Regions from separate parts of the Homo sapiens genome. Here region 1 is linked to region 2. The links are chromatin contacts, found by Hi-C or POLR2A ChIA-PET in ENCODE. All regions are on one chromosome and are shown on one strand. Each heading gives the region's core, a stretch centred on a gene start or an enhancer-like site at or near the end of the contact. The rest is flanking DNA. Distances are from core to core; before and after follow the strand shown. Region 1 has its middle 23 kb from the start of MPP7-DT. Region 2 holds the start of ODAD2 (outer dynein arm docking complex subunit 2).

Evidence for each region. Hi-C counts contacts between places; a loop is a spot of excess contacts on that map. ChIA-PET counts read pairs that join two places held with the same protein, here RNA polymerase II (POLR2A). Pooled maps may share reads with other maps.
Region 1: a loop to region 2 is called in a pooled map, with 2.2 times the contacts of the local background. The contact joins the enhancer-like site here to the promoter of ODAD2 in region 2. A Hi-C loop is called at or near these places in 1 of 50 pooled maps. POLR2A ChIA-PET finds 5 or more read pairs at or near these places in 2 of 52 experiments (T-cell and activated T-cell).

Annotation. Positions count from the first base shown.
Region 1 is chr10:28,322,829-28,329,198 of GRCh38, forward strand. It overlaps a transcript of MPP7 not described here. Among named protein-coding and RNA genes, the nearest start is that of MPP7-DT, 23 kb to the left of the region's middle. Within about 2 kb of position 3,908, at least 20 of the 41 ENCODE cell types and tissues checked have a DNase peak (open chromatin) inside an H3K27ac peak, as active enhancers do.
Region 2 is chr10:27,997,440-28,004,307 of GRCh38, forward strand. ODAD2 (outer dynein arm docking complex subunit 2) reads right to left here and starts at 1,640. Exons shown (of 20, transcript NM_018076.5): 1 at 1,555-1,640.

The DNA of each region.
Region 1 (6,370 bases), core at 2,658-5,157, 330 kb after region 2:
GTTGCTCAGTTCTGTACATCATCTCAAAGTCACCTTCTGCCTCCATTGTTTCATTAAGCAGTCCCCTGTAGTTCTAACACTCTGGGAGGTCGAGACAGGCAGATTGCTTGAGCCAGGAGTTCAAGACCAGACTGGACAACATAATAAGACCCATCTCTACAAAAAAGAAAAATAGGGGCCGGGCACGGTGGCTCACACCTGTAATCCCAGCGGTTTGGGAGGCCAAGGCAGGCGGATCACAAGGTCAGGAGATTGAGACCATCCTGGCTAACACGGTGAAACCCCGTCTCTACTAAAAATACAAACAATTAGCCGGGCGTGGTGGAGGCGCCTGTAGTCCCAGCTACTCAGGAGGCTGAGGCAGGAGAATGGCATGAACCTTGGAGGCGGAGCTTGCAGTGAGCCAAGATCAGGCCACTGCACTCCAGCCTGTGTGACAGAGCGACACTCCATCTCAAAAAAAAAGAAAAATAAATCAGCTGGGCATGGTGGTGTACACCTGTGGTCCCAGCTACTTGGGCGGCTAAGGTAGGAGGATCAATTGAGCCTAGGAGTTGGAGGCTGAAGTGAGCTAAGATCGCACCACTGTACTCTAGCCTAGGCAGCAGAGTGAGACTCTATCTAGGAAAAAAAAAAAAAGAAAGAAAGAAATCCCAGCCAAAACCGGGCTTTGTTTTCCCCAGTATGCAAGTTCTAAGCTTAGGAAAAATTGCTGCTCTAAGAATTGTGAAATGGGCTAGGCACAGTGGCTCAAGCCTGTAATCCCAGTACTTGGGGAGGCTAAGGTGAAGGGATCACGTGAGGCCAGGAGTTCTAGACCAGCTTGGGCAACATAACAAGGCCCTGTTGCTACACACAAAAAATAATAAATAAATAAATAAATAGAGAGAGAGAAAGAGTCATGAAATGACTGGGAGACAATGAATGAAGTTCAGTCTCCAGTCCTGGAGCCACACTGATGGAGCTTGATGGTTTGGATGCCGGGTGACTGAATATGGCATAATACGCCACCTCTTCAAGTCATGGTGTCCTCTTTGCAAAATTGGGATGTGGACATTCATTAGATATTATTAAATATCTACTATATGCCATGCACATTTTGCGTTCTAGGGATACACAATGAATAAAACAGAAAAAATATCTGCCTTCATAACCATATATCCTAGTGAGATGATAATAGCTATATTCACCTCTTCAGTTATTATGAGGACTAAAATGAGATAATAACAATAGCTGTGACGGTCTGTCTACTGCCAAAATTCATAGGTTGAAATCTTAACCCCCAAGTTGATGATATTAGGAGGCAGGGTCTTTGGGGCTGTGACTAGGTCATGAAGGTTCTGAATGGGATTAGTCCTGTAGTGAAAGAGGCCCCAGAAAGCTCCCTGGCCCCTCTGCCACGTGAGGGCACAGAGAGAAGACGTTGTCTATGAACCAGGCAACAGGCCCTCCCCAGACACCAAATCTGCCAGCGCCTTGATCTTGGACTTCCCAGTCTCTATAACTGCAAGAAAGAAATTTCTGTAATCTGGAAGCTACCCAGGCTATGATGTTTTGTTATAGAAGCTCAAACAGACTAAGACAATAGAAAACACAGATAGTAAGATTATTATGTACCACGAATGGTTCTAAGTACTTGGCACATGTTGTCACTCAAGGGTTCTTTAATTTTTCTGCACTACAGGCCCTTTCTGCAATTTAGTGGAGCATCTCCACCCTTTCTCAGAATAAGAATTCTATATGCATAAAATAGAACATATAGGATAACCAAATATACTGAGACAGCTGCCAAAAGAATAAAAAGTAATACGGTAATAAAGATTCTTCTTTTTAAATACATTTCATAATGAGAACTGGAGACAGGTTTAACAATGCCATGACTTTGAAAAACTGATGAGCATAGATGTAATTAATTTTTCCTATTCAAGTTCACAAGTATCCAGAACTCTACCCACTGGTTTATACATCCCGGAGTGAATCTAGTCCTCACTATAAATCCTAGGAGATCAGTTATTAGCCCCTTTTTAACAGTTGAAGAAGCTGAAGCATGGAGAGGTTAGTTGACTTGCCTAAGTCTATAAGTGATAGAGCTGAGATTTGAACCAATAGTCCAGTTCCAAAGCCTGTGTTCACAGCTCGCTGCAGCCTTGACCTCCCAGATTCAAGTGATCCTCCCATCTCAGCCTCTCAAGTGGCTGGGACTACAGACACATGCCACTTTACCTGGCTAATTTTAATATATTTTGTAGAGATGGAGGTCCCACTATATTGCCCAGGCTGGTCTTGAACTCCTGAGCTCAAGTGATCCTCCTGCCTTGGCCTCCTAAAGTTCTGGGATTACAGGTGTGAGCTACTGTGCCAGCTGCTTGTGTTCTTAACCACTATACAGTATGTGGCTTAGCACAGGGCTTGCCTCATGGTCAGAGTCAATAACATTAGCTAGTATTTGAAAGTAGTATTGTAATAAGTAGTAGAAGCATTTGTAATAGCAGATATCTAGGGAATAAGGAATAACTTGTACTGATATTAAGAACATTTTTGGCCAGGTGCGGTGGCTCATGCCTGTAATCTCAGCACTTTGGAAGGCAGAGGCAGGAGGACCACCTGAGGACAGGAGTTTGAGACCGACCAGGGCAACATAGTAATATCCCATTTCATTTCTTTTTCTTTTTTTTCTTTTTTTGAGACCGAGTCTTGCTCTGTCGCCCAGGCTGGAGTGCAGTGGCGTGATCTCAGCTCGCTGCAACCTCTGTCTCCCCGGTCCAAGGGATTCTCCTGCCTCAACTTCCCGAATAGCTGAGATTACAGGCATGCACCACCATACCCGGCTAATTTTTGTATTTTTAGTAGAGAGGGGGTTTTCCCATGTTGGCCACACTGGTCTCAAACTCCTGGCCTCAAATGATCCACCTGATTCAGCCTCCCAAAGTGCTGGGATTACAGGCATGAGCCACCGCGCCTGGCCGCAAGACCACATTTCTACAAAAAATTTAAAAATTGGCCCAGGTATGGTGGTGAACACCTATAGTCCCAGCTACTCTGGAGCCTGAAGTGGGAGGATAGCTTTAGCTCAGGAGTTCAAGGCTGCAGTGAGCTATGATCGTACCACTTCACTCCAGCCAGGGTGACAGAGTGAGACCTCATCTCAAAAAAAAAAAAAAAAAAAAATTCCTTAAAGAGAAAAATCTGGCCTGCAGTAATTAAGTTAACTTTATAGGACACGGCATAGCCCATCCTTCTCCATCTCCAGGCATGTAGAAGCTCACTGCTTTCTGTATGTGGTTACCCTATTCTGGAGCTGCACACCAAAGATTTGGGGTAGACGTGATAATGCAGAGAAACGTTTTTCAGGTGTGAAAATCTCTTATTTTTATTTATATAATCCCATATCAATTATTGGGGTTTTTCTGTACTTCCGGGAGACACTGTCACCAAAAGACCTTTAGGAAATCAATCAGTGTGGCAGAATAAAAAGACCGCTGTTCATCTTGCAGAGAAGGGCTGCTACAAATGAAGGCAGCTGCTGTTCCTCCTTGCTACCAATTGTAAATGTGAGAAGTCAGAGGTGTGGGTACGACATTGATCCTTCAGGCACTCTATAAATATTAATTGAAGGAAGGTGTTGATAAGGCAAAGAAACTTACACTTCTACAAATGGTGACAGTCAATGCTCCGGGCTCAATTTTAAAAAGAAAAAGACAAACAAGGAAGTCCAGATCATTAGAAGGGCTTTCTTGGCAGTGCTAAGTTACAGCCATCAGCAGAGCAAGCCCTGGCTAAGGCTAATGTCACATGGTAAGATGATTTATTCTTTCCCCTAAGTCAGCCTTGAAAATACATTTTTCAAATTGCCTGTCCACAGCGTAGTTTTACTGTGACAAGGCACTCAGTTCCTTAACATTCACCTGGCACAACGCTCTCAACAGCAAAGCCAAGTGGCAGAAAGTGCTGGGCCACATTGCCAGGGTACATGCCAGTCGGTTCACCAGAGAGTTTGCAAACCCCAGCTCCCGGGCTCTGTCTGCTGCACTGATATTCTATTAAATCCCATAGACCAGAAAAAGCTTCAATGCTTAGATGCAAGAAAGAGTTGAAGTGTTCGTGGCCACTAAGCCCAGGACTCAGCCATGACAATGAACGGTATCAATGACCAGGGAAGGATATGGTGAGGACGGAGATGCCAGGAGAGTCTGGATACATTCCTCCCCAGGTCACCAGCATTTACTTGGGAAAGCAAAGCACATGTGACCAGCTGCACTGAAAAACACCAACGTGAACCTTCAAAGGGAAACCAGATGGCTCTAAGCCAGGGGTAAAAATAGCTCAGCATCCAGCAAAGCCCAAACTAGGAACTGGGAAGTCTTAGAGCCTCTCAGGTTTTGATTTCAACTTGTCAAAGAAGTAAAAAAAAAAAAAAAAAAAAAAAAAGTCTTAACTGTGAGAAGTTGTTTTGGAAAGAGATATTCAAAATGCAAATATTACCCCTTCTACCTAGCTCGTTTCAAATTCATTGGACTGTCATTTGCAAAAGAATTGAAAAAGATTTGCAGCTGGAAAAAAAAAATTTATATTTCTTCTCATCTGACCATAAAAAGAAAAACTGGCAAACCAGCTTAGAAACTTGATAAAGAACTTCTTCAATTCGTGGACTAATAGGAAGAGCTGGATAAAGACAGAAATAACAACTTTTGATTTTTTTTAATTTAACAGTTTTTAAAGACCCAAATATATGGATTTATCTGAGTTCTAGTTTATTTATTTATTTATTTTACAGAAGCTGTTTAATCTAGCTCCTATTGTTCCAGCGAGGTTTCTATTTTTAACCAATGGGGGTGAATCATGCTGAGACCATCTAGGGACATGTTTAGAACATGAATTTTCAAGTCAAGAACCAAGTGAAAATTTTATTCCCAAATCAGGGCCTGGCTGCTCAGCACACTAGCAGCTATTGTGCCCTGACATTATATTCGTGAGTGTGCACTGATTGTGTCATTCAGAACAGAGGTGACTGGAAGAATTCCATGGACCAGAAAGAGCTCGGATAATAACTCCTTAAAGATAAGAGGAAATAAATGGCATTTGACTTGGGGTTCCCTCAGTCCCCTGACCTGTTGAACAAGGAAATGTTTTTGTATCTTTCAGTTGCTGAAATTGATGCAGGCTTCTGTCTCCATCCAATCAGCAAAGACGTTTTTGTCCTCATGTACAGTGTTGTTCTGTGCTGAGAACCATGAATCCTTTTCTTATTTGACTCAAACTTCTAGTGCTTCATTAATATAATACAGTCTTGGTACTTGGCTAATAAAAAAATCTCAGCTCAGTCAGATTTAATTCTGATTTTTTTAAGAAAAAAATAAAAATCTAATTACAACTGACTTTTACCTACATGCGAAGGTTCAATGTTCAAATTCACACCTTAAAAAGTATAGAATAACTGTTTTTTGAGGTCTATTTCATAGTTTTTAAATTTTGAATCTCTTGAAATTGAACATTAACTCTAGTATTCCCTCCTTTTCAGTAGGGCAGAATTTTAAATATGGCAAGGATGAGATTAATAAGCTGTAGTAAAATAAGCCCTAGTAGAGTTTAAGTTTATAAGCCCTAGTTAAGTTTATAAGTTTAAGTTATGAGCTCTGGTAGAATTCTTAGCTTTTTCTCTCCAGGTGTCAAGAGCTTACTCATAGTTAAGAGGGAGGAAAAAAGTGCTTCTGTCTTGAGACTTTTCCTTAACTAGCAAGCACTTTTTTTTTTTTTTTTTTGGATTAAAAGTTTGTTTACATTCCAAATAGAGTAGAAAGGCTTATGTGCTTTTCTGTTACACTGGAAAGATATTATACCAAAATTATAACTATATTGATTCATGTTTTCTTCTAATACCTTTTAGTTATATTTGCAGCGTTTACATTTTCTGTATAGCTGGCACAGATTTTGTATAAATTCAGCTTTGTTTAATGTCTATTTGTCGAAATACCATGTGACACTGATTTGAAATACTTTTATTACATATTAAACTTTTCTACATACTGTCCTCACTATACCATTACGATGTCTCTTTCTTTTTATTGCCCCACTGTTTTCACCATTATAGCTTTTATGTTGCCACACTGTTTTACCATTGTTGTATATTGTAACACATTTTATTTTTATTGTGCTACATAGTAAAATGTATTATAAAGGTACTGATATTTTCTGTTCATTTCTAAAATTGCCCTGGCTACTTCTTGAACCTCTTAATGACCTGTAAACTAATCTATCAAGTCTCCTTGCCCACCTCCTTGCCTTCAATTGATTGGAATATCTTTTGATTTATTGGTTAATTTAGATAGTATCAATATTTCAAAACATTGCTTGCTCTAAAGCATTAAAATAG
Region 2 (6,868 bases), core at 390-2,889:
GAAAAAATGCGAAATTAAATAGATTATGTAACGCTATGGTAGTCAACATACCATATAGTAACTTCTTGAAGGACCCTTAACACAGAATTAAGAAATGCAAAATCGTTATTTTCGTCAAGATAAATTTTGACAGAAATGTAACATTTGAATCTATTCAAATTGTATTTCCAAGTCTAGTGAACCGTAGCAATGCACAAGTTTTATTCAAGAAGGTTGGTGAGTTTAAGAAAACCTCAGGGTGGCCTATGACAATCCAGAAGGCAAGATCAATGTTATTAGAAAATAAATAAATAAATAAATGGTGTTCAAAAATGGTCGGCATAACTCAAAACTAAGATTTTAAAATCAAGACCAGTTGCTCCCCGGTTTCTGCCCATTGCCAAGCTCTTTTGGCTTAAGAACCATAGTTAAAATGAATCCATGTAAATACACAGCACACACCTTTGAAGTAAAGAAAGTAAGTTTAAAGATTAAAAGGAAAAAAGTTTTGGTTACGTGTTTACATAAACTGGGATGTTTACATAAACTGGGAATCACTTAGCACTCATTTTTCTCTTTATCCAATAGATACCACAGATTGTTTTTCTTTCTAAAGGTCAATTTCAAGCTTCCAGCATCATTAGTGAAATGAAACCCATTCGGTAATCACATCGTTAACACTTAAACAGAAGCACAACCGAATTCTTTAGGGGGCTACGGAAAGGCAGCCATCAGCTCTGAGATCTATGAAATGTGGTTGGTAACATCCACGGGGAGTCCGCGCATACACTGCTTTCTGAGAATGCAGAAGTTACTCAGTAAGACCGACAGAAAATCGAACTTTTAGACATGACATGAACAGGGCCCTAAGTAAAACCAAAGCTAAGCCTAGTGTGGGATGACGGCCCCCACCAGACTCGTTACAAGAAGGGGGCGTCAGAGCTGAGACCCTAAGTTTCCAGGAATGGATTCGGTAAGGGGACGAGGAGGGAAGGGACGGCGAAAACCACGCTGGGAGCGGGAGGCAGAGCTGCAAAGGGCGGAGGAGAAAGACGGGCTGGGGGAAGGAGAGGCAGGGAAGCGGCGGGAGAAGTGGAGAGCGGATCCGGGAGGTGATGGGGCCGAGGTAGTGCAGAGAGGGGCGCAGGGACTGAGGAGCAGACGGTCCCCAACCTAGGGCCGAGGCAGGGTCTCGCGGGGAGGAAGGAGTGAGATGGGGCTGGGAGAGAGAAGGGAAGGGGGCGGGTCTTGGTCCCCGGGAGGGAAAGGGGAGCAGGCGAGAGCGGCAGCGGCGGGGCCAGAGAGCCGCCTCTGTTTCCCGATCCACGCGGGCGGCTGCAGAACCCCTGCGGGGGTGAGCGTGGAGACCCCCAGCCGCACTCACCTGCAGCACCCTGCCCCCCGCAGTCGGCGCCCGCCTGTTGCTAGGACGCGGGTCAACACTGCGCGCCCTGCGGCCGCGCACGCCGGCGCCCTTGTGGGAGGCCTACAGGGCCCGTGCCCTCCCCCGGGCGCCGCCGCCGCCGCCTTCCGCTCCCAGCCTCACCCGGCCGCGACCGCAGCCCAGTCCGTTACCCTGGTCTCGGGACCTCCGCGCATCCAAGATTCCCGCGGACCCGTTGCACCGTATGCCCGCGCCAGAGACGCTCTGCGCCCGCGCTGGGTTCCACCCGCCCCGGCCACCTGCTGCTTTCCGCTCGGCCCCTCCCGGGAAACACTTTTATTCAACTTTGCATCTCCCTTTCTCAAACACTTTTATGCAACTCCCGAGTGTGCACCCTAACTCACTCCACGCGGTGGGAAAGGTTGACTTTGACAGAGGTCGTGAGCAGTTGCGGGGTCGGCGGCAAGTTAGCAGAAAACTTAAAATGGAGCAGAAAGGAAGCAGAAAATATTCCTTAGAAACCCCTTTTTACATTTTTCCATAGGCTTCCAGACAAGTGCGTTGTATGTACCTGAAATCTTCACTGAGTACCCCCAAATAGCATAGGGCTTCTCCTAGGATATTTGAGGCTTACATGTTTCTCTCCAAAAAAACAAATATGGTAGAATACTCTGATACTCACCGGGAAAGCAGAAAGCGCTCTTCAATAGGGCAGAGGATCGGAGTGAAATGAAAACATGTCCCCCATCTCTTTTTTTAAATGGCCTTTACCTTTGTCCATTAAGATGGTTTTGACCCCACCTCTAGACACCCTACCAGCAAGAGCCCCAACTGGAACACCAGTGAGGGATAAAGGAGTGGGAATATTGAGGTGGGGGGGGATGGGGAAGAATGCACTATCTTGGGGTGGGGGGACACGGTGTTTAAGGACCAATGCCGGAGCACTTAGGATGATGGGGTGTTTAGGAATTAAAACTGGATTCTTTTCCGGATGCCAAAGAGGCAAATGTGGAATGATGTTAGGATATCACCTGTCATAATATTATACGGATTCAGCTCAAAGCAGAACCTTTCTGCAAACACGTAGGGATATGAGGTATAGATATTTGTCCTTTGTTTTGGGTTTTTTGGAGGGTGGGGGACGAAGTCTGGCTCTATCACCCAGGCTGGAGTGCAGTGGCACGATCTCGGCTCACCGCAACCTCTGCCTCCCATCTCGGCTCACCGCAACCTCTGCCTCCCGGGTTCAAGAGATCCTCCCCCCTCAGCTTCCTGAGTAGCTGGGATTACAAGAATGCGCCGCCATGCCCGGCTAATTTTTGTACTTTTAGTAGAGACGAAGTTTCACCATGTTGGCCAGGTGGGTCTTGAACTCCTGACCTCAAGTGATCCACCCACCTCGGCCTCCCAAAGTGCTAGGATTACAGGCATGAGCCACCATGCCTGGCCTGTTTTGGGTTCTTTTCTTCTCTTTTTGAAAGTGCGAAAGTTGTTAGGAATGGAATAGTTTCACCTAAAGGAGATACTACCTGCAGAGAAGCTTAGACTTGCAACCAGTGAGAAAGGGGCTTATGCTAATAGGTATACAGAGAAGCCCTTTTAAAAATGGGTGGATTACAGTCTGAGACAACAGCATCACACCTGTGGCGGTAATGCAGGTCACAACCTGGTGAGGAGCAGAGGGCATCCTTCGGAAGGATCCTGGAGTAGTCCCAGTCCTGGAAGCAAGGAAGCTTCTGTGGGTACTTTAGTTCCTCTGCACATTTTAATCAGCTGTATGACATAAGGGAGCATTACTGGGTCCAATGTGGATGCCAGCCAGAGATCTTCCAAGTTCAGGACATTTCACCTTGGTTTGCAAAGCTGGAAAAAGCCAGAACCCACCAAGATCTGAGCAACTATGTCGTTGTTTGCCAAATTCATGCCAAGTTGCTTAATCTGATGCCAAAATGTGAATTTATTTTACCGGATATTTTCCAAGCAAAAATAACTTAATAATATTTAAATCTGAAGAAGTCCCAGTCGCCTCTTTCCAATTTTTCCTTGTCGTGATGAAACACTACCTGGGCCCAGTCACTCCCTGAAGGATTTATCATGACTTGTTTTTTTTTTTTCTTTTTTTTTTTTTTGAGACGAGGTCTCATTCTGTCACCCAGGCTGGAGTGCAGAGTGCAGTGACATAATCATAAGCATAGCTCACTGCAGCCTCTGATTCCTGGGCTCAAGTGATCCTCCAGCCATGGCCTCCGAAAGCACTGGGATTACAGCCATGAACCACTGTGCCTGGCCATAACTTGTCTTTGCCTTGTTGCCCATCTGCTACCCCTACAAGGTAAGCTTTATGAAAATAGGGAGCTTTTCTGCCTCCTTCAAGTCTGTACTCCTAAGATCTAGAAGGATGACTGGCACGTAGAAGGAGCTAAATTCATGAATCGCCTAGTCAAAGATGCCTTGCTTCCTGACACTCTTCACCAAGCACCAGAAAGGCAAGGCCCACATTTTCTTAGGGTTAATAGAACCAGCCTGAGGATTCTAAGTAGCCGTGATCTTGGAAAGAGCCTTCATCACTGAGGGCACACCCGGGGTTTGCTGTACCAGAGGCCTTTACCAGCCCTGCCCATGGCTAGAGTGCAAGCACATGGTGCAGCGCTGTCCACTGAAACTTTAGAGAAAATCTGCCACAGGCTCCTGGGAAAAACTTGATAGTTTTTGGTCCACCTCCGCAACATTACGTCATCTACAGCAGGGACCCCACCCACACGCCACACCTTCTGTCAGATCAGCAGTGGCATTAGGTTCTCATAGAAGCATGAACCCTATTGTGAACTGTGCATTCGAAGGATCTAGGTTACAAGCTCCTAATGGGAATCTAATGCCTGATGATCTGTCCCTGTCACTCATCCCCCCCAGATGAGACCGTCTAGTTGCAGGAAAACAAGCTCAGGGCTCCCACGGATTCCACGTTATGGTGAGCTGTATAACTATTTCATTATATATTACAATGTAATAATAGTAGAGATACAGTGCACGAGAAATGTAATGAGCTTGAATCATCCTGAAACCATCCCCTCCCCCACACCCTATCCATGGAAAAATTGTTGGCCATGACACTGGTCCCTGGTGCCAAAAATGTTGGGGACTGCCGATCTACAGGGATTCTTATGAAACCATCCACCCTGGCTTGGGCAAATCTGTTCCTCTCATGTATCAGAGAGTTCAGACACAGATTGCACACATTAATTTGCTAGGGCTTTTGTAACAAGGTATCACAGACTGGGGCGGCTTAAATACCAGAAATGTCTTATCTCACAGTGCTGGAGGCTAGAAGTCCAAGATCAAGGTGTTGGCAGGATTGATCCCTTCTGAGAGCTATGGGGAATGAATCGATTCCAGGCTTTTCTCCTCAGCTTGTAGATGGTTGTTTTCACATTCATATGATGTTATCCCTGTGTGCTTGTCTCTGTACACAAATTTCTGAATTTGAGACAGGACCTAGGCTAGAGTGCAATAGTGCAATCACGGCTCACTGTAGCCTCGACCTCCCAGACTCAAGTGATCCTCCTGCCTCATCCTCCCAAGTAGTTGAGACTACAGGCATGCACCACCATACTCAGCTAATTTTTGTGGGCTTTTTTTTTTTTTTTTTGTAGAGATGGGGTCTCGCCATGTTCCCCAGGCTGGTCTTGAACTCCTGGGTTCAAGTGATCTGCCTGCCTCAGCCTCCCAGAGTGCTGGGATTATAGGTGTGAGACACTCCTCTTGGCTTATTTCCTCTTTTTTTTATGAACACCAGTCATATTGGATCAGGACTCACCCTCATGAACTCATTTTAACTTGATTACTTCTATAGAAACCCTATGTTCAGTACGGTTGCACTCTGAGACACTAGAGGTTAGGACTTCAGCATACGATTTTAGGGGGACACAATGTCACACATAGCATTATGTAAAGATGTGATCAGCAGGCTTCCAGCGCCCATTCATCTGTGTCAGAGTGAAGCCGACTAAGAATTTATAGGCCATAACCAGGGAGAAAGTAAGAGGCAAGGTTGGTTTAAGCATCCAGTACCTCAATCAGGAAAGGACTAAGACAGATGAAATAAACCTCCTGAGGTTTGCAGGGAATTACAGTCATTTATATTTTGTCGTAATGGGGGTAAGTCTCATTATAGGGCGGAATTGCCTCTCTGTGGAATTTTTTAGGAGTTTTCAACAGAAATTCCCATGAGAGAAAATTGCATGAAGTCTTACGAAGTCCTAAAAACCAAATTCACCAGATTCTACCCTCTCTCATAGATAAAGACAAAAAGTCAGAGAAGTGCAGCCTCAGCTGCCTCCCTTTGCCCTCTGATATTTCTCAGTGATGCATTGTGGACCAAGGCCCACGGCCTGGAAATGAAATGGCTCCTTCTCCTTAGATTCTAATCTCCTAGACATTCATTTACTCAATAAATGCTTTTTGGATGCCATTTTGTGCCAGGCACTCCATTGGCAGAACTCGATTATCCAATTCAAGTCCTAGCCAAAAAAGGAGCCTACTAAACTCAACTCAGAATTCCTGGACTAGAAGGAGAGCCACTGGCATGAAGCACAGTAGCAAAGGAGAGAAAGGAGAAGAGACTGAATCGGTGGGAAGGACTGCATGAGGTGGAACATTTAAGCCATGATAACAATTGAAATATTCTTCCAAGAATAAATGAAAGTTACTGGAAGATTTTTAGCAGGGAGTGACATGCTCCGATTTCTCTTGTTAAGAAGCTGTTCTGATTACACAGTGGAAGTAAACTAGAGAAATGCATGAGTAGAAAGAAAGAGACTATTAATAAGACACCTGGCCTCAGGTTCCCCTGAGAAATAGACTCTGAGATAGAGAAGGGCATGTAAGAAATGTATTGAGAAGTGCCCTCAGGAGAGTGAAGGCAAGGAGATTAGACCGAGAGAGAAGCTGAACTGCCATGCAGCCACAACCATCCCACAGAGAGCCCTGAAGCTGGGATGGCCCAGCAGTTTTCCCATATTGAGGCAAAGGGGCTGGACCTTTAGATCTTCTCATCAACTGATCATTATCAGCCAGTCCCTGGGTGCAGGCTGTCCCCAGGAATAGGGCATAACCTTACTCTTTCATTTGAGGGCTATCATCTGCCCATAATCCCCAGCAGCTGAGGGCAGGAGTGCTTTGGTCTTGGAGAGGTGGGATGGGTTCAGATATCTTGACAGTCCACTGCATCCCCTACTGTCCACCCCTTGCACAGCTGAGATCACTAGCATCATGCAATACAGCTCTGAGAGCGGTATCTGGGAGCAGCTCTTCCGGAATCCTGGTGGTCAGCTTTCCCTGGGGAAATTTACAAGTGAAAGATGAGACAAAATTGCAAGCCCTGGCTCTGCAGTTGGTCTCCAAGCCAAAACGTATCCATTTCTGCCCTCCTTTTCTGCCCATTCCAGATTCCCTGCATGTTTCACTAGCACTTTTGCTGATCTAGATGGTTTCCTTGGTGGGGGTGAT